Linked DNA regions of Homo sapiens: region 2 is linked to region 1. Evidence: read pairs that join two places in POLR2A ChIA-PET (ENCODE). Cell type or tissue: OCI-LY7. All regions are shown on one strand. Links, peaks and the distances in the headings refer to the core of each region. The heading gives the core; the rest is flanking DNA. Region 1 holds the start of LOC102723544 (a long non-coding RNA gene). Region 2 overlaps IQSEC3 (IQ motif and Sec7 domain ArfGEF 3).

What was found. ChIA-PET counts read pairs that join two places held together with the same protein. Peaks named below come from ENCODE experiments on the same cell type or tissue, not always from the same donor. Only the 100,000 strongest peaks of a DNase experiment are listed, where the experiment ranks them.
Region 2: POLR2A ChIA-PET joins it to region 1 with 5 read pairs; 2 of 35 experiments call an interaction of 5 or more read pairs at or near these places.

What each region holds. Positions count from the first base shown.
Region 1 is chr12:253,254-257,637 of GRCh38, reverse strand. The region is part of intron 2 of SLC6A13 (solute carrier family 6 member 13); the gene reads left to right. LOC102723544 (a long non-coding RNA gene) reads left to right here and starts at 339. Exons shown (of 3, transcript NR_120482.1): 1 at 339-367; 2 at 998-1,165; 3 at 3,891-4,196. In OCI-LY7, for the core only: no CTCF peak of the experiment used is centred there; no DNase peak of the experiment used is centred there.
Region 2 is chr12:104,374-108,757 of GRCh38, reverse strand. All of the region lies in intron 2 of IQSEC3 (IQ motif and Sec7 domain ArfGEF 3), which reads right to left. IQSEC3-AS2 (IQSEC3 antisense RNA 2) reads left to right here. Exons shown (of 2, transcript NR_184284.1): 2 at 1,881-2,234. Among named protein-coding and RNA genes, the nearest start is that of IQSEC3-AS2, 5.2 kb to the left of the region's middle. In OCI-LY7, for the core only: a CTCF peak has its summit at 2,464; a DNase peak (open chromatin) is centred at 2,437; H3K4me3 peaks cover 1,441 bases; H3K27ac peaks cover 2,842 bases.

The sequences.
Region 1 (4,384 bases), core at 256-4,255:
TTGGTCATTCACGTGGGTCCTGTGTGGGGAGGTGGAGGCAGCAGGGCGGCGGCTGTGGTCTCCTTCTCCCTGGGTAGAGCCTGCCTTCCAGCACTCTGATTCTGGTGGAGAGTCCTGACATGTTTGGGAGTCCTGCCATCCAGTCAAGTTCTCTTTGTTTAACCCTTACACTACCTACCCGTAACTTCTTCCCTTATCAAGCACAGGGCCTGAGCACTCCTCGCCCCCATTCGCTGATGGATGACAGCAGCTGGAGGGGAATGTTCTGAGGGACTGGGGAGCTGCAGGCAGGGGCCCAGGTTTGCTCTGGAGGGCACGAGTCACCCAGGACCACTGGCTGGGTTAGTGAAATGGCTCCTTTGCCAAGGTAAGCGGGCTGATCAAGGATGTGTGTGGTCAGTAGAGGAACCTGGACCTGCCTATTTTTCTGTTTTTTTTTTTTGGTGTTCTCAGCAGTTTAAACTTTCTGTCATCAGTTAACTCCTCTCACCTCCCACGCAAAGCAAACTCCTACAGAGAATGGGCCCTTAAACTTCATCTTGTCATTCTCCTGTCTCTTTGCCAAAGAAGAGACTGCTGCCTCTTCCTGAAAGGACCCTTTGCTGCTGATGTGGGAAGGAGGCTGGGGAGAATGGAGACCCTGTAGATTGGTTGGACCCCTTTCCTCCTGGTTTAATGCTTTTATTTGAACTCACCATTCTCAGACTGGGGCCTTGGCTCCTGGGCATGGGAAGAGTGTTCTGAGCAAGGACGCTGGGATACTCCAGGCTGTGCCATCCTTTAGTAACGTACCCGACTGGCCTGCTCCTGGGCCCTTTCTTTAAATTCACAGCTCCAAGTAGCCACTCTTGTGCTTGGCGGGGAGGGGAGGGCAATCAAGGAATTGGATTCGTAGTAGTATTTGTTTAGTGAGAAGCTCAGGGATGAAGAAGTCCTCAGAGCACAATTTTAGTTCCAAACTAAAAATGTAAGTGACATCTTCTTTGGTTTCTTCCAGCGTCAACATGTGGTAGATCTAATTTGAAATGAGTTCCAGAGCTGAGGCAAGGCTATGATAGAACACAAGGCAAACAGCTGAAAACTGTAGTCAAAAGGCAGGGAAGCTGAGAAAGTGATTCAAAGAAGCCCATCTGAAATCGGAAGCAACAGGGACGCTTTTAGGGAGGTGAGTGAGAGGGATGCCCGCCTCCACCATCTCCTGGGTAAATAATCTCCCTGCTGTCCAGGACCTGCAGCTGATCCACCCCCAGGCACCTGCTTCATCCTACTGGCTTTATAATTTCCAGTCTCTTTCCATTGCCTCGGCGCATACTCAGCCAAGCCCTGAGCCTGTGTCATTCACCAGCAAATACTTACTGAGCACGTAGCAAAAGCCAGGAACTGTTCTAGGTGGTTGGGATACATCTATAATCAAAACGGACCAATTCCCTGTCCTCATAGGGCATACATTCTAGAGGAGGGAGACAGACACTACACAATAAATGGGATAAATGAGTAAATTAGGTAGCATTCCAGAATTAATGAGTGCTATAGAAAAAGAACAAGGAGAGCTGGGTAAAGGGGATCAGGAGTGTGGGTGTGGGTGGTGGCAATTTTTAAAAGGGTGGTCATTGAGAGCATGTGAGCAAAGCCTTGCCAGGAGTGAGAGAACTGGCCATGTGGATATTATGGGGTTGGGTGAAAGTGCTTTCCTCTAGGCAGAGGAAACAAAGGTTGAAACGAAGCAAGAGTCTGGCTGGCTTGTTTGAGGAGGACTCAAGCCTGGAGCTGGGCAAGTGAATAGAAGGTAAGGTCAGGGAAGTAAATGGGCTGGGGACAGGGAGAGGGGCAGATCAGGTATGTCAGGTTGGCCACTCTCAGACTTCAGCTTTTGCTCTAGTGACATTCAGATGCAGGGCAGGGTTTTGGGCAGCAGTAATCTCACATTATTTCCGCCCCCTCCAAGATGGAGTCTCGCTCTGTCACCCAGGCTGGAGTGCAGTGGCGTAATCTCAGCTCACTGCAACCTCTACCTACTGGGTTCAAGTGATTCTCCCGCCTCAGCCTCCCCAGTAGCTGGGACTACAGGCGCGCGCCAACACGCGCGGCCAATTTCTGTATTTTTAGTTGAGACGAGGTTTTGCCGTGTTGGCCAGGCTGGTCTCGAACTCCTGACTTCAGGTGATCTGCCCACCTTGGCCTCCCAAAGTGCTGGGATTACAGGCATGAGCCACTGCGCCCGGACAGTCATCTTACATTTTAAAATAATCTCTCTAGCTGGTATGTTGAGAACTGAGTATAGGGGAGTGAAGGCAGAAGCTGACTGGTTATAAGGCAAAAATCTTGGAGTCATCCTTAATTTCCTCCACCTCTCATAGCTCTTGACTCTACCCAAACACCCAGGTCCTGGGAGCTTCAGGACCTCTCCAGCTCCCTGGACCCTGGTTGCTGGCAGAGCGAGTAGCTCAGCACCCGAATGCCTGGGACTAGAGCCCCCGCGATGAGATGTGCAGGACCCGACCACTTCTCATCCCCTCCACTGCTAGCACCCATCTAAGCAATCCGAGAGTTTTCACCTGAGTGACTGGAAGGAAGGAGCTGCCATTCACTGAGACGTGGAAGGCCATGAAGGGAGCAAGGTTTTGTGTTTTGTTTTGTTGTTGTTGTTGTTTTTAATAGAGAGGGGGTTTCGCCATGTTGGCCAGGCTGGTCTCAAACTCCTGGTCTCAAGTGATCTGCCTGCCTCGGCCTCCCAAAGTGCTGGGATTACAGGCATAAGCCACTGTGCCTAGCCCCAGAGGAGCAGGTTTTGAAGGGAAAGTAAGGAGGTGAATTTTGGGAAAGTTGAGTTGAGGTATCTATCAGATGTCCATGTGGAAATGGCAACTGGGCAATAGAATGTGAGTTTGGGGTTTGTGAGAGAGATCTGGCTGGAGGTGTGTATTTGGGGATCATTAGCATTTTGATGGTATAAGAAAAGAAAGTAAGGACCTTTAGTGGGTCTGGGAGAAGATGGGAAACCAGCAGAGGAGACAGAAAATGAGAAACTGGTAAAGCAGGATGAAAACCAAGAGAATGAAGTGTTTTGGAAAGTCGAGTGAAGAAATTCTATCAGGGAGGAGGGAGAAATTAACTGCAGCAAAGGCTGCAGATAGGTTAAGAAGATGAGGAAAGGAAATTGATTGTTGGTTTTAGCAGCTGGGAAGTCATTGATGATAAGAGCGGTTACAGTGGAGGGCTGGGGACAATGACTGATTGAAATGGATTTAAGATAATGGGGGAGATGGGAGAAAGGAATTGGAAATAGTAAATGTGGGTTATTGGGGCAAAATGTGGGAGTAGGTAAAATCCACCCCTTCCTTGTGTATTTCCCTTCTGGGCGGAAGGGGGCCATGTGAGTCCTGCGTAGCAGTGACAGTGTGCCAGTGGCCAGACTCCTCGGGGGTGGGGCCCTGAGCTGGCGAGGCGGCTGAAGAAGCTTGACATTTGAACTATTCCTCCAGCCCTCCACCCTCAGCTGCCAGGAGGGAAAGCAAATACGATTTTCTACTAGGGCCTGCCCAGTTAAAGTTCCAGTCATGGGACGAGGAGATGCTGGATAACGCAGGAGGCGTGATGTGGGAAGAAGGTAGCGGGAGAGGGTTCTGGTCATAGGACTGTCCATAGCCAGCGGGGAATTTAAATCACCTTCCTGCCTATCTCAGCCCAGATGAAAAAACCGTCTGCCAACATTTTCACTTAATTTCTAAGTCCAGGTTGCTGAAATTTCACTCGGGGCAGAAGTTACCCGTGCCAAGAACCTTTTAAGTTTTCCACTAGTCTCAGGACACCAGCTGGAGACCATCTTTTGCGAGGACTTCCTCCCTGTCCCCTCCAACTCCTCTTCAGAGCCTCAGTCTTCCCATACCTAGGTCCTGGGTGCTTCAGAACACGGGCCTTCAGCTGAGACCTCTCCAACTGCCTGGACCCTGGCTGCTGGCAGACCAAGTTGCTCAACACCCAGAATTAACTTGGGACTGGAGTCCCCATGTGAGGCCACGACAGGAGGCACACAGCAGGACCTCTCAGAAGGGCCTGGAGGGGAAAGATCCCTCAGCTCCAGCCTGTAAAGAAGGTGCACTGGGATGCCCACACAAAGAGGATTCCCTTGGCAGCAAGGAAAACCATTAGCCCTGTGCTGTTTATAGATAGCAGAGAATAAAGAGAAATAAGAAGCACTGTTCGTGTGTTCATATAAAAGTAATGGTTAATTTAGCAGTGAGTGACAGTGTGTTACCAAGTGTAGTTAATGACTCAGGGCCCACTGTTGGTCAGGCTCATGCCGAGGACAGCACATAACTCCTCATGGAAGCTCCTCGCTCTTCTGTTGCTCAAGTGGAAGATCGTCAGTTTATGCCGTAAGAAA
Region 2 (4,384 bases), core at 194-4,193, 150 kb after region 1:
CCAGAGCCAGACCCGGCAGAGCCCGGCTAAAGACACCCTGAAAGGCCAGCTGGTCAGCCCCTTGCCTCCTCAAGTTCCTCCTGGGGTCAGTGGGCCCTGGAAAGGCGCCTAAATGAACTCCAGTCAGTTTCTTACGGAAATGAGAGGAGAATAAGCAGGTATCAGACCATAACTGTTTACATATGATAGAATATCAAACCAAAGTTAGACCAGACCTTAAAGAAATTCCACTACTCGATGGAATGAGGCTGTTTGTGAATAGGCCATCCTGAGTGATAGATGGTAAAAGACACAATGTCCAGGCTGTCATTGATGGAAACAAACAAACCTTATGAGAAAAAGGTAGATTACCCAATAACTGCTCAGCCCAAACCTGTGAATTACATGCTCTTAACCAAGCCCTGAAGCTCATATAAGGCCAAGAAGGCACTGTATATGCTATTTCCAGATATGCCTATGGAGTAGTACACACCTTTGGAAAGATCTGGACAAAGTGGAGCCTAATAAATAGCAGGTAGAAAGAATTGGTATATGGGAAACTGGTCAAACAAGTTTTAAAAAGCCTCCTGCTTCCAGCAGAGGTAGCCATAGTTCATGTAAACGGCCATCAGAAAGGAAACTCTATAGAAGCTAGGGTTAGGGTTAGGGTTAGGGTTAGGGTTAGGGAACAGGCTTGTGGATAAAGCTGCTAAGCAGCCTCCCTGGAGGTAGAAGTTAAACTATTTGGCCTAATCCCAGATATCCCTAAGGTGGTATTAAAACCCCAACTTTCTGAAGAGGAGGAGGAAGAGCTGGGCAAGATAGGGCCACTCAAACTGAGGATGGGAGGTGGGTGCTCCCTGATGGGACCGAAATGATAAGCAAACTCACAAGGAGAGAACTGATATCCATACTCTGTAAGGGAGGTCACTGGGGTCCCCAGGCCATGTGTGATGCAATACTCAAGAATTACGGGTGTATAGGGATCTACACCCTTGTTAAACAAGTGTGTGGGTGTTATGTGACCTGCCAGAGAATAAACAAAAAGGTAGTTAGAAAACAGACTACCGGCCGGGCGCGGTGGCTCACGCCTGTAATCCCAGCACTTTGGGAGGCCGAGGTGGGCGGATCACGAGGTCAGGAGATCGAGACCATCCTGGCTAACACAGTGAAACCCCGTCTCTACTAAAAATACAAAAAAATTAGCCGGGCACGGTGGCGGGCACCTGTAGTCCCAGCTACTCGGGAGGCTGAGGCAGGAGAATGGCGTGAACCCGGGAGGCGGAGCTTGCAGTGAGCCGAGATTGTGCCACTGCACCCCAGCCTGAGCCACAGAGCAAGACTCCGTCTCAAAAAAAAAAAAAAAAAAAAAAAAAGAAAACAGACTACCGGAGGGAAACCTCCTGGGTTAAGGCCATTTCAAAGCATTCAAGTAGATTTTACAGAAATGTCCAAAATAGGGAGACTAACGTATCTGCTGGTAATGGTAGACCACCTCTCCAGGGTGGAGGCCTTCCCCTCCCAGCTGCCACTGCCGGGGATGTGGTCAAAATAATCTTAGAACAAATTATACCCAGATTTGGCCTGGTAGAAAATACTGATTCAGACAATGGGAGCCACTTTAACTTGAGGGTGCTAAAGGAATTATGGAAAGTGTCCCTGCTGGAGACAGCAACACACTCCAGTCTTTCTTCATAGGCAGCTGTCCTTCCTGTTTTGTTTTTTTAATCATAATAAAAGAAATCTCTAAAAACCTCGTTTCTTAAGCCATTCCATGGTCTCTTGAGGGCAGTAAAATGTCTTAAGAATGCCATATCTGATCAAATCACTCTTGCTATAGATTATTTCTTCGTTTTTGGTTTGATGAAACAAATTAAAAACCCTTTTTGTCATACAAACAGATACAAAATCATTTTTATGGTCATGTTATTGGTCAGAAGATAAGTGAATGGGTAAAGAACTTTCAGAAGAGAAAATAAAACAAAGCACAAGAAATAGTGGGATTAGAAAAATCTCTACGCCTACAAAGGTTACTCTTCCTGGAAGTGAGAAAAGAAGATACAAAAGATTCCAACAAGAAGCTTCCAGTAAATGAAACAAGAACATATTTCCCAGAAAACTGGATAAAACTGCATTACCGAATACCCTGGACTAGAGAAAGCTTAGATGTTCCTCGTGGCATCTCTCACTTGTTCTGGAAGTATTATCTTTAGTTAGGGGTATTTCCTTAACTAATAAAGCCTAGCATTGCTGTTGTTGCTGTTTCTGTCCCTAAAAATATTCTCTGCGTCACTCCTCTGGAGTCCACACATGGCCTCAAGGGGCAGGGCGGAGGGGCAGGGAAGAGAGGCCAGGCCTTTTGAGGCCCTGAACAATAACCTATGTGCTCTCAGCCACCCGCTGGCTGTGGCTGGGGACATGGGAAGCAGCTGTTCACCTTCCTGCCTCACTTTCGCTTCCCATACTTGACAACACCTGCCTTCTGCTATCCTCCTGCCCTGGTGGTTACAGGCTGCAACTGACAAGCACCTGGTTCAAAACCTAGCTCTGCTCTTCATCAGCCACATGGACCATGCTCAAGGCATTCGTTGTCTCTGATCCTCAGTTTCCTTGTCTGTAAAATGGGAATAATATTTCACCAGCTTCTATTAGGGGTTAAACAAGATAATTCTTGCATAGCACATAGCAAGCACTCAGGACATGGTGGCTAGTATTTGCTTCCTCTCTCTCATGGGTGGGAGACACAAAACCGACACAGAGTTAGCAGGACTTCTCCTCCAATCATCTCTAAACATGCTGCTGACAAAAAGTTGCGTGCCTTAACGAGCAGCAATTTGAGGGCAGCCCAAGCACCAACAGGTTTCCCAAGCACCCTCTGGCGACAGCCTAGGTCACATGAAGGGGCCAGTCTCAGAGGATGCTCAAGGCCTGGCAGGGAAAATTACACAAGGAAATTGGCCTGGGCAAATAGCTGACTCCAAACAGGAGTTTCACATCCCTGCTGAGGAGAGCCCTCTGGACAGAAAGTCAAAACTCAATGACAAGACAAAACCTTCCTAATACTCTCTGGGATATTTTAATACGCCCTCCCAAAGTGTCAAAGTACTTTGACCTCTATTTTGGTTTTTATGCCTCCTGAATCTGGCGATTCAGGACAAATGAGACAAAAATGCACAGGGTGGTAAAGTGACAGGTCACACAGTTCCCTAGGGCAGATTCCTGTAGCTCCACGTCGGAATTCGGCCATCTTCCTGGGCATGGAGCCCAGGTCGGCTGGATTCTGCTCTAACTACACAGCTCCTCAGATCACCCAGGAGCACACCTGCTCTCAAAGCCCAATCCACAGGAGCAAGCCCCCTGTCCCCAGGATGCTCCCCTCTGTGCAGGTGCCACTCTGTCCCACCCCAGAGCCCAGGCTTCAAACCCCAGGATTCCCGCCCCCACCCTGCCCCTGCCAGCGGGCAAGATGCTCCCGCCACTGCAGGGGGCTTGTGGGGATTTTCACCCCATCCCAACCTCTCCAAAGACCTCTCCCAACCAACCAGTGAACCATGAAGGAGACAAAGAACACTTCCTTTAACCTCCCCTGCCGCCATCGCTTTCCTGGGGCGGGAGGCAGAGACCCAGAGCTTGGGGCCAGGCAGGCAGGGTGGGCCTGCCCCATGGGGCCTGTGGGGGAAGCCGAGGGCTTTTCTGCCCTTTTCTAGGGAAAGAGGACGCGGCTGTACCGCCCGACCGACCCACGCTGCCGCCCTAAGCCACCAGTGCGTGGTGCCGGTTTCTCAGCAGCCTGGATGCGACTCCCGGAGCAGGCACGTGAGGCCGCGGCGCCCCAGCCCAGCTGTTTGAAGACGTAACTGTATCGACTGAGAATTTAATTGCTCCGTAATCGCTGGGTAAACACTGGCTGGTCCATTGCTCATGTTTCAGGCCCCATCACAGCCGATGGAAAGAGGCAGGAGAGGCAGAAATGCCCCAGCTATGCCAATGCAGGGCTATCCCCGCAGCCGTTCTCGGAAGCGCGCCCCGTCCTCCAGGGTACCCCGCGTGGCGGCCTCGGCAGAGCCCCTGCCTTGCTGCTGCCTAGCGGCAACGACGCCAGCCACGTGGGCCACCAGGGCGGGCGGCCCGGGAGGAAGTGGTTAGGGTAGGAGGCCTCTAAGGGGGCGCAGTACGCCTCGCCAAGTGGGAAATGCAGACTACAAAATCTTTTTTTTTTAAAATGGGCGTGGGAAGGACGTAAAACCCAACGCAGAGAAAAATAAAACACTGGGAGGCTGCACACTAAAATATTAACATCAGTTAATTCTACATGATGAAGTCCCATTTATATTTTCTTCTTTATATTTTGTATTTTCCACATTTCCAACAACTAGCGTGTATGACTTATAATCAGAGGAAATAG